Linked DNA regions of Homo sapiens: regions 1 and 2 are each linked to region 3. The links are chromatin contacts, found by Hi-C or POLR2A ChIA-PET in ENCODE. All regions are on one chromosome and are shown on one strand. Each heading gives the region's core, a stretch centred on a gene start or an enhancer-like site at or near the end of the contact. The rest is flanking DNA. Distances are from core to core; before and after follow the strand shown.

Region 1 (3,563 bases), core at 629-3,128, 250 kb after region 3:
GGGTCTGTGGGATTAGAAGCAACTTTTATTCCAGCCTCTTGACTTATTCTTATTTTCTAAACTTCTATAATGAACTTGTGTTGGTTTTTTAAAAGGAAAGAAAATGTATTTCCGGCCAGGCGCGGTGGTGGCTGAAGCCTGTAATCCCAGCACTTTGGGAGGCTGAGGCAGGCAGATCACCCGAGGTCAGGAGTTTGAGACCAGCTTGGCCAACATGGCAAAACTCTGTCTCTACTAAAAATACAAAAATTAGCAGGGCGTGGTGGCACACGTCTGTAATCCCCATGCATTTGGTGGCGATGTGAGGCCCAGTTGGACTTCCTGCATGCAGAACTGATTAGAGGCACCTGGGCCTCCCCTACCCGTGTGCTGGGGGCCTCCTCTGACCTCTGCACCTGGAGCTTGCAGGTAGATGCTGAAGTTGAGCTTCCCTGCACCTTAGTGTTCTGGGATCCCAAATCTATCCACCCCGCTGCTCCACCCTGCTCAGGGTGCCCATCAAGGGCCGTGGGGACTATAGCTCATCAGAGACCTTCCTGTTCCTCCTCAGAGATGCTGGTTTCCGAGGAGTCCCAGGAGGGCTCCCAGCAGGGGCCGACGGACATCCACACAGCAGCAGATTCCAGCTGGGGTCGCTGGGTGCCTGGGCTCAGCAGGGGCGAGGCTGCCCTCTCATGGCCAGGAGAGGCACTGCCTGGGAGGCCAGTGGGAAGGCCCCGGGGACTTCACAGGTCCACACCCGCAGGGAGAGGAGTGGACCCCACGCAGGGATTGGGCTGTTGGGGCCTCTGTGCCTCCCGGAACCCCACGCATTTGGTGGTGACGTGAGGCCCAATTGGACTTCCTGCATGCAGAACTGATTAGAGTTACGAGAAAGACTTTTTAAAAAAAGACCCTGAGATGTCAGCTTTGGCAGCTGTACCTACCGGTGGAAGAACAGGCTCCTTCCCTCAAGCATGACTGAAAACCGTTTAAAAAGAAGTGCTCTGATTCAATGGTTCCCAGTTACACCGAGTTATGGAGACATCGTCCCTGGAGCGGGGCCCGCAAGAGTCTTTCCCTCCCATGGGGCAACGCAGTGGCTGCGGATCCCAGCCAGCCCCGAGGGACACAAGTGTGGCCGTGGTCAGCTGCGGCTTTGCTAGAGGCCCTCCCTGCTCTCATGAGACCCCGAGGGTGTTGGCTTTCTGCCCCCAAGACTGACAAATGGCCAGGTGGGCCTGCAGGTGACCTCCTTCCCTCATGGGCAGCAGGAACCAGGTGGGCCCCCACAGTGCCTGGGGCAGCTTATGCAGCAGTTACAGAGATCTGGATCTGGGTGAGTGTTTCCTTTTATTCCTTCTTATATTTTCAAAAATATAATATGTCTATGCATAGAAAAATGCCCGCAGCATATGCAGAAGTCACCAGCACATACTGGGATGATCCCAGGAGGCAGTGGTCAGTGAGGTCAGTGGGGTCCCCTGCCCCAAGGCCACCTAGGGGCCCAGCCTTGCCTGGGGCCAAGACATCACTGAGCAATGAAGATGTGAGCCTGGGGCACCTGTGACTCTGCGTGTCACTCCAGAGCCCAGCTGAGGCGCTGGAAGGGGCTCCAGGAAAAGCCAATTTGGGCACCCGGAGGGGTGACACCCACAGTGGCCCAGGTCTTCTGCTTTCTTGAAATCCACGAGATTTTGATGAAATAAAAGCCATTGGCGCCTCCTTGGGGTCTCACAGTCTCACGTGACAACCGGGAGAGAAGCCGGAGGTGGGTGGGTCAGGCCATTCCGGGCACACAGCGGGACAGCAGACCCTGAGGACACTTGTCCCCGCCTGGGAGTTCTCCACCCTCCTGTTCTCGGATGTGACTCAGCAATGCCAGGGCTCTGCAGCTCCGGGAAGGCCCCGAATCGGCCTGCCAGGCCCACTGTGAGACACGAGGAGGAAGGGGTGGCGGCTCCTCAGCCGACACTACCCCAGGCAGGCTTCCTGTTTGTGCCCCACTAGGACCTGTCTCCTGCACGGCCAGCCCTGAGAGCCCCACAGGGTTCGTCTGTTTCTCCCCCAGAGACCAGGAGGCTGGAGGGATCCGTGGGCCCATTTTACAGATGGCATAGGGCAGAGACTCGAGGCCAGGCCTAGGTCTGGCCTCACACCTGACCCCCACCTGCCCCCAGCCAAAGGTCACAACCCCAACCCCCTCCACATCCGTAGGTCATGCCTTGGAAAACTGCCCCACCCATGCAGAAGATGGGAGATTTTGTCTAAGAAAAGAATGATGGCTTTGCAAATATTTCCACTCTGGTTCCCCATGACAGTTCACTGTGAAACCCCGGTGACCCCACATGACCTGCCGTTTCCTGTACAAGGGGGTCCCAGGTCTGAGTAATTTTGAGATCACGAGGTCCCAGGATGTGGCATTTGACACGGGCAGCTAAGGCCAGGAGCAGCCAGCAACCCCAGAGCCCAGCCCCTCCCCGGGGCTCTGAGGGGAGGAATTCTCTCCCCCGGGTAAATGCACCCAGGTGGAGGTGTCAGGTCAGCCACACAGACCGACCTTCCCGCCCAACGCTCCTGACTCACCAGGGCTGGAGGACCACCAGGGACCTCCCTGAAGGCTCCATCCTGTGTGGGCTGACTGTGGGGCCAGAGAAAGAGGAAGCTTCCAGGCTGGGCCCCACTACCCAAGAACCTAAAGCAGCCCCCGGTTCTGCACGGGGAGCAGCGTCTCCTCTTGCCCCCTGGCTGGTGAGCAGAGCTTCCTTCCACAAAGCGGGGGGTCAGTGGAGACAGCCCACTCTATCCCCAAAATGCTGGGCCAGTCGGGGGATGGGCCACTCTGTCTCTGAAATGCCAGACCAGATTGTTCATCTGCAGGGTTTCTTCGGCGCGAGATGAGAGGCCTCTGGTCCCATCCTAGGAACCACGGCCCAGACTGTCCCTGCCTCAGAAGAGTGACATGGACACCCACACACAGTCCCCCCAAACAGAGACACACACGCCGACAAACCTGTGCACGCTCATGCCCACTCACACGCCACACCCCCTCCCCTGCTGGGCACCAGATAATGGAGCTGCGGAGCTGTGTGGCTGCAAGCCGCCCTTTCCGAGCTTCTGCTAGGTGGTGTGTTCAAACCTGCAGGCTTCGAAGAGTTCTGAGCATCTAGAAGAGCAGAGTCCAGTAAAAATGTAGCAAAGCCACGCATGTAAGTTTACCTGTGCTGGCAGCCATACTGACAAAAGGGAAAATAAACAAATGAGATTAATTTTAATACTTTTTTATTTATTTATTTATTTTTTGATACGGAGTTTCGCTCTTGTTGCCCCAGCTGCAGTGTAATGGCACAATCTCGGTTCACTGCAAACTTTAGCTCCCAGGTTCAAGCTATTCTCCTGCCTCAGCCTCCCAAGTAGCTGGGATTACAGGTATGCGCCACCACGCCCAGCTAATTTTGTATTTTTAGTAGAGACAGGGTTTCTCCATGCTGGTCAGGCTGGTCTCGAATTCCCAACCTCAGGTGATCCGCCCGCCTCGGCCTCCCAAAGTGCTGGGATTACAGGCATGAGCCACGGCACCCAGC
Region 2 (3,735 bases), core at 688-3,187, 220 kb before region 3:
TCATCTACTGCTGGTAGAGCTAGCCCAGGCGTGCTCACCTAGGTGCCCAACCTGGGCCTTTCAAATACTGAGATGTAGTTTTAGTTACAACATAGCTAGTAAGTAACCATTATATAATCGGCATGTGTTTCCTTTCAACCCAATGAATCAGTCCCATGCAAAGCCTGGAAGCCTGAGACTTTCACTCAAGTCTGGTGTTCTGAAGGCAGTGTTTCTGTAGTTGTGAAATTATATTGAGCCACAATGCACTGTTTCCTGCACTGTGACATACTCATGTGACAGCCATGAGAAGGGGCCTGATTTGCCGTCAGTGGACAAGGTGTCAAGTGTTATCCCAAACTGTTTATGGCTGATGCTGGAGAAGGATATGGCTGTTATTAAAAGCATGAACAATCACTGACAGTCAACCCGAGTCAAGCCAGAAACAAAGGGAACCATCATTGGGATAAACAGCGCCTCCTGGTTTAGAGCAGGGCTTCTCCAGCTCAGCACTGTGAGCACCTGGGCAGGGGGATCTCCCTGTGCCTGCCGCCCTGAGCACGGGTGGGATATTGAGCAGCGTCCCTGGCCTCTACCCTCCAAATGCCAAGAGCACCTCTGCAAGGTCTTACCACTGGAAAAGTCTCCACACACTGCCAGTGGCTCCGTGTGGGCCCAAAACCATCCCTGGCTGAGAAGTATTGATCTGAAGTGTTTGGGTTTTCTGGGAGCTTTCTCAGGTACTGACTCACTTGACCTTCGACTGACTCGAGGCCCAGAGAAGCTATATGGGTTCGTTAAAGCCAGCGGCGGCCAGCTGGCGGGGGTGGCAGTATTGGGGTGGGTACAGGGGTCAGCCGACTCCTAGTCCTCTTTAAGCTGAGTTAGATCACCTGATGAATACTGGGCCTTCATTTCAAAACAAAGATTCAGAAAATGAAAACAAATCAAAATTTACAGAACCGTGTGTGCTGCTTTCTCTGCCTGCTCAAACCTCTGAATACCAGATGATAAAAGAATAACGATCTCACAGACTGACCAATTAAACTGACACGTCTTGATGGTACGAATTTAAGTTTCAAACAATGTCACTAAGGTCAATGTACACGAGCCCTCGTCAAAACGAAACGGCCGCGTCCAAACCAGTCCTGACCCGGGCGGCTGCAGCCCGGCCCCGGGAAGGCTCCTCCCGGCAGAGTGCGGAGACCTGGGAGGCGCCCGCCACCGGCCAGGCCAGCGAGCCGCTTTGTTCTCGAAGCCCACCTGGGCCTAGAGAATAAGTGTTGCCCCGGAGCGGGTGGGGGTCCCCATAAGGGGGGTTTGAGTAGTTCGCTCCCCAGCCACCCGGCTGCGTGAACAGCCCCCCAGCGAGCGCACGGCCTACCCCCCGCGCTCCGCGGCCCAGAGCGGCCCTCGCCCGGCCTCTGCTCGCCGGGGCGGCGGCGCGACCCACGCGCCCGGCCGGGGCCAGGGGTGCTCAAGATGGCGTCGTCACGGCCCCCGTGCCCGGGGCCCCACGCGAGGCCGGGCCCCAAGCGAGGCGCTGAGTGGGGAGAACGAGCGCTCGCGGCTCACGCCAAACGCCGCCTCTGCAGGCACTCGTGGAGACCGGCAGCGGGGCCCGCGCTCAGCTACAGCCCTGACCGCCCGCGCCGCTGCCCCGCGCACGCCCGCGGGCGCCCACAGCGCCGCGCCCGGCCCCGGCCCTCTCTGGGCTCCCCAGCCCCACTTCCGCCCGCGTCCCCGGCCCCGCGCAGGCCCCGCCGCCTCACCGCGGTCGAGCCCTTCTTGACGGCCTCCTGCGCGTACTCCACTTGGAAGAGGTGGCCGTCGGGCGAGAAGACGGTGATGGCGCGGTCGTAGCTCATGCCGGCGGGCGGCGGCCGGGCTCCTTCCGCCGCGACTCTCAAAAGCGCACACTCACGGCCCGCGCGCACCCGCGACTCCCGGCGCCACTACGCCCGCGCCCCACCCTCGGCGCCGTGTCCTGCGCTGCCGGCGACGGGCGGCGTCAGGCGGCGACGGGCAGCGTCAGGCGGCGTCGGGCGGACGTGATGGCGCGCGCCGGGGCGGGGTCAGGCCGAACCACCGGTGGCCGGGGGTGGGAGGCGGTGCTCCGGCGAGGGCCGGGCGCTGGGTGCGAGGGGGTCGCCGGGGGCCACCGTTCGGCACTGGGCCGCAGACCGTTCTGCAGGGCGGAGCGGCGGCGCCGCGGGCCCGGAGGCGCGGCGACGGCGACGGGGCGGACGAGCCCACGACGCGGCGCCCCCCGCGCTCCCGCCCCCTTCCCCCCCTCCGCGACTGCGGATAATGAGCGCCTCGGGCCGCCCAGCGCAGCCGGAGTATCCACCTCGATGACCACGGGCTGAGCCCCGCGCCGCCACCATGTCCGTGGCCTTCGCGTCTGCCCGGCCAAGAGGCAAAGGGGAGGTTACGCAGCAAACCATCCAGAAGGTGGGCCGGGCCGGAGCGGCGGCGCTGGGCGGCGGGTCTGCGGGCGGGCGCGCGCGGGGACGGGGCGCGGGCAGCTGGCGGGCGCGGGGCGCGAACAAAGCCGGGGCGCAGCCGGGCGGCCGCGAGCCCCGACGGCGGCCCCGTGCCCTTCCCCGCGTCCCACGCCTGCGCGCCGGCGGGCACCCGGCCGTGTGGGGGGCGGTCCCCGGAGAGCCTGCGCCAACTTTGTTGGGGCGCGCGGGTCCCTCGGGCCGGGGCACTGGGCGGTGGGGGCCGGGCGGACGCTGGAGGCTGCCGGCCCCCGAGCGCGCTGTCCCCCGAGTCCGCGGCGCGCGCTGGGAACTGTCCTGGGCTATGCCGGGCGCACGGGGACCCCTCGGGGCCGGAGCCGCGGCGAGGGCTTGTCGCGCTCCGCAGCCAGCTTCGGTGGCGACGGCGGGCGGTACTCGTTTTCTGCGCTCATTTTGGTTAGTGGTGAGGGGCCCGGGTCGGCCTCCGGGCGCACTTGCGACCGCGGGGACTGTGGCCGGGGCTGCCCCTCTTGCTCCTGGAGCGAGGCGCGAACGATGGAGGCACGGAAGGACGCGTCCCGATCCCCATTTGCGGGGCATCGTTACGCAGCCCGGCCCCGTAGGGAGCGCACCGCCCCCTCCGTATCCTCGCGGCTACGCCGGGTTTCAGCGTGACACCCTCGCCAGCCGCCTCGCCTAACAAACTTGACGGATTTGCTCCACAACCTTTCTTCTAGCTCCGTAAGTTCGGCCTTGTGGTTTTCAAGAGACAGCGTTTATGTGGGTTTGGGACACCGTTATCCAAAGCCCTAAGTTTTGAAATTGAGACTTTGTATTTTCTGCTGTTTTTTCTGTAGAAGACAGATTCGGAAGAAAATCAGCATTAGCCATACCCGTTTCAGTTGTCACAACATCTGTTGGAATGACATTGGTTTTTTTTCCTAAACTCTGACTCCGTCTTCACCCTGGTGGGATTGCAGGGATAAACAGTGGTATTCCTAGGTTCCCAGGAGCCGCTTGTCTCCCTAAGGGGGTTCACCTTGACCTTGACTGAGGCTGTTATTCCTTGATGACGTGCCAGTCTCCTGTGGAAGTTGTCCTAAATCTATCGCCTATTTTGAGACTACCTTTGCTGTTGCTAGTTTTAGAAATTTGATGGTCTTAACAAATGAGAACCTTGGCCAACTCTGAACAGGAGAGATTGAGAATAGCAGAAATACAGATTTACAAGTGTGGCATTTTAATTTACTTAGTAAACACTTATGTGGCGCTTACCGTATCCCAGACACTG
Region 3 (3,377 bases), core at 216-2,715:
GTGAGCCCAGAAGCCTGGGGAGGCTCCTTCCCCCTCCACCAGGGCCAAGGGGGTGGGGCAGGCAGAGGGGGCGGGCCCAGCCCAGGCTCCTCCATTCATCCCCATAACGTCTTGCTCCAGGGCCCTCTGCCCCCACCCAGCAAATCTCCAGCTACTCGCCCCTGCCCCAGCCTCTCCTTCCGGGAAGGCAGAGGTACCAGGGAGGAGACAGCTCAGGTTACACAGGCCCTCAGGGCCCCTAGACTCTCCCTAAGGTGGGGCTGAGGTGGGGAATGGGCCTAGAGCGGCCGGTTGGGAGCCGTTGGAGCTGACTTTGCTGCTCCTCACCCAAGGCTGACCCCAGGCCCAACCTAAGTCTACAGGGCCCCAAGAGCCTTGGTTTTCAGGTGAGGTGTCCATGCATGGAGTCCACCAACAGAACCCGCCTACAGGTTTAAGGCTTGTTGGGGAGGGGACATGCACCCCAGGGGGTCTTCAGGGCCTGAACCCACATCTCCCAGGGAGACTGAAGCCCCCGGACCCTACCACCTGCTGGGCAGAGATGCTGCCCCTCCTGGGAGCCACGTGTTCCCAGCCCCAGTCAAAACTTCGCAGCTGGCCCTCCCCTACTTTGGAGGTCTCCTCGAGTCCCTAGACTCCTCCGAGAGGGGCTAGTGGGAGCCTCAGGTGGCTGGCCCCTCCCACCCCATCCAGAGGCCAACAGGTTCCAGCCTGTCCCGGGTAGGGCGGAGCTGCGCCCCCTCCCCACCGGCAGCAGGCGGCGGAGGCCAAGTCCCGCCCTCCCCGGGATCCCGGACTTGGGGCCGCCAGGGACTGGGCCCGGCCCCCCTCCCGCCCCGGTCACCGCAGTCGAACTGGACCGGCGCCCAGCCGCCCCCGGGTCCATGCCGGGGACTTTAATTCCGCCTTCCCGGAGGGACGCGAAGTTTCCCGGCCGAGACGGAGCGGCCGGGTCGGGGTGCCTTCTTGGGCCCCCAAAATGCGGAACCAGAGAGTCCGCACCTGGACTCGCCCCGGGCCACGGCGCTCCCCCTGGGGTCGGGCCGGTGTTCCGGGTCCGAGTGCCCCGGGAGGAAGCCCCACGGCCCGCCCCTGCGCTCACCCGGATGGTCTGGTTGGGGTCGCCGCCGGCCACGGGGCCCCCTACCAGCTTGCAGTAAAGGTCCTCGGTGGGGCGCGGGGAGCCGCGCGCCGGGGCCTCCTCTCCGCAGGTCGCGGAGGCGGCGATGCGGGCGCCCTCGGCCAGGTTGAAGTAGGGCGGGTGCAGGCTGAAGCCGCCGCCCGCCTCCTCCCGCGCCCGCGCCGCGCCCAGCAGCGCCAGCCCGACCAGCAGCAGCGGCGCGGGGCCCCGGGGGCCGCGAACACACAGTGCGCTCCCCGCGCAGAGCCGCTTCGCCATCTTCCCGGCTCCGGGCCGCGTCCCCGAGCTCCAGGGACAGCGCGCGCGGCGGGAGCCCGGCGGGTCTGAAGCCAGGCGGCCGGCAGGGCTCGCTCCGCCCGCGGACGTCAGGCCCCGCCCCGGCCCGCCCGAGCGCCCGAGCCCCGAGCCCCGGGGAGAGGTCCGGGGAGGCGGGGTGGGGGGGGGAAGGAGAGAGGAGGGGGAGGGGCGGCCGGGCGGCCTTAACCCTTCGGACCCCGGCCCGGCCGCCTCCCGGAAGGGGCACCTGCTGGCCTCGGGCCAGGCCGTGGGACGACGGCGCCGCCGGGCCCCCAGCCCAGGTCGTAGCTCCGGGTCCCGGGTGGGACCCTAGCGCTCCCCACGACGCCCTGGCCCCCAGAGCGCCCACCAGCTCCTCCCAGCCCAGGGGCCCACTCTTTGTTCCCCTAACTTGGGTGCACCACTCGGCTGCCCCCGCTCCTCCCCCAACAGCGTCCGTCCTGCTGGCTGCGGGAAGGTGCCCTCTGCACCCGCGAATGACCATCTGCAGAGGAACGGGGCAGCCTAGGTGGGAACCCCCTGCTTCCTGGGGCAGCCAGGTCAGGTTCAACTCGGCCTGGCTCCCGCCTGCCCCAGCAGGGCTTAAAAATACTCTCAGATAGGGAAATAGGGGCAGGAGGGACTGGCCTGCAGCTGCAGCCCCCTTTAGAGGACGGGGGCGGTGCTCATGGCCCCACAGCCGCCAAATTGGCTCTTAAGGAGGTCGGGGGCTCTGGTCACAGCTGCTGAGCACCTGCTGGGTGCCTGGAAGCACCTGTGCTCCGGGGCCCGGTGGACTCCACCAGCTCTCTCGGCCTGGCCTCCAACCCGCTGCACAGCCGCGCACGCGTTCCTGCCACGATCGGCGGCTCGAGGACGCCTGGCAAACAGCACAGGACCTAGAGGCCGAGATCAGGTCTTCGTCTGCCTTTGGGTGGCTGCGGCCCTGGGTCTCCTACTTCCCTTGGGCTCCGGGGCCAAATCTGCCTCCAGGGAAGCCCCGAGGGGGTGGCGGCGGGGTGGGGCTGCAGCTGCCGAGCTGGCAGCAAACCCCCATCCCTGAGCCAGGCCAGCTGGGCGGGCCATGGTCCCAGATGGGCTGTGGGGCTCATCTCTCGCTGGGTTCCCTGGACAGTCCCGGGGGGCTGGGTGGGTTTGTGGGGCACTGGCCAGCCGGTTCTGGTGGGGGTTCTGAGCTAGCAGCTGTCCCTGGAGGGTGCACCTCCTTGCACACCTTCCTGGCGCCCTGGCCTCCTGCAAATCTCAAATCCCAAGAGGGTGTATGGCCCTTTCTCTACGGAGTCGGGAGGGCGATGGGACCCTCTCTCCCTCCTCCTACTTTCCGGCCCGGCAATTCTTCCATAACTTCACTATTAGTTCTCCCACCTGGGGGAGGGGGGAGAGGAGGCGGCTCCCCTTGGCAGGAGAAGCTCCAAGTGGGGGAGGGGCTGGCTGGAGAGGGGGCGGAGACATCAAGGAATCTGCAGTCCAGGCGCAGAGTCCGGCTCTGAGCTGCTTTAGATCCCGTGTGAGGCAGAGAGTGGCCTCTGGGCAGTAGCGGGTCCCCAGGTGGGGGCTTGGCCCCAGGCAGTGTGCTCTGGCTCTGGGCTCCCCCTTGACAGCTTGGGGCTCTGACAGCCTGGGGGACTGGAGGTGGAGACTCCTGAGACCCTGAGGGCTTCTTGGGATCCCTGGAGGGTCGGGTGGTTGGAGGGGTGGGATTGCGAGTGGCGGGGCAGGGGGAGAGGTGGGGGTGGGGAGAGCACTTTAAGCCTCCTAGCGGCCAGATCAGGCCAAGCTGCCAGGCCTCCGCTGTCCCCCGGCACTGGCCAGGAGGGGAGCGGGGGCCGGCCCTGAGAATGCGCTGTGTCAGCCGGAGCTGCCAGCACCAGCAGGGTTAATCACCGGGCTCACTGCTTCCCGGCAGACAGCTGCCCCGGGAGCAACTGGCAGGCAGGCG

Evidence for each region. A loop is a pair of places that touch in the nucleus more often than their neighbours do. ChIA-PET counts read pairs that join two places held with the same protein, here RNA polymerase II (POLR2A). Pooled maps may share reads with other maps.
Region 1: a loop to region 3 is called in a pooled map, with 2.3 times the contacts of the local background. The contact joins the enhancer-like site here to the promoter of LAMA5 in region 3. A Hi-C loop is called at or near these places in 1 of 168 maps with a recorded cell type or tissue (PC-9) and 1 of 50 pooled maps. POLR2A ChIA-PET finds 5 or more read pairs at or near these places in 3 of 52 experiments (HepG2, MCF 10A and PC-3).
Region 2: a loop to region 3 is called in a pooled map, with 2.8 times the contacts of the local background. The contact joins the promoter of PSMA7 here to the promoter of LAMA5 in region 3. A Hi-C loop is called at or near these places in 4 of 168 maps with a recorded cell type or tissue (PC-9, Right ventricle myocardium inferior, ascending aorta and 1 more) and 5 of 50 pooled maps. POLR2A ChIA-PET finds 5 or more read pairs at or near these places in 2 of 52 experiments (H1 and MCF 10A).

What each region holds. Positions count from the first base shown.
Region 1 is chr20:62,616,358-62,619,920 of GRCh38, forward strand. No RefSeq gene overlaps it. Among named protein-coding and RNA genes, the nearest start is that of LINC02970, 15 kb to the left of the region's middle. RefSeq lists enhancers at 448-597, 2,265-2,314. Within about 2 kb of position 1,879, at least 28 of the 41 ENCODE cell types and tissues checked have a DNase peak (open chromatin) inside an H3K27ac peak, as active enhancers do; they include PC-3 and PC-9, where a contact is called at or near this core.
Region 2 is chr20:62,141,457-62,145,191 of GRCh38, forward strand. It overlaps PSMA7 (proteasome 20S subunit alpha 7), which reads right to left and starts at 1,938. Exons shown (of 7, transcript NM_002792.4): 1 at 1,752-1,938. The coding sequence starts at 1,847. It overlaps SS18L1 (SS18L1 subunit of BAF chromatin remodeling complex), which reads left to right and starts at 2,313. Exons shown (of 11, transcript NM_198935.3): 1 at 2,313-2,433. The coding sequence starts at 2,365. RefSeq lists silencers at 1,140-1,779, 1,820-2,529, 2,650-2,709, 2,740-2,789.
Region 3 is chr20:62,365,847-62,369,223 of GRCh38, forward strand. LAMA5 (laminin subunit alpha 5) reads right to left here and starts at 1,466. Exons shown (of 80, transcript NM_005560.6): 1 at 1,103-1,466. The coding sequence starts at 1,399. RefSeq lists enhancers at 271-970, 3,069-3,377 and a silencer at 1,150-1,589.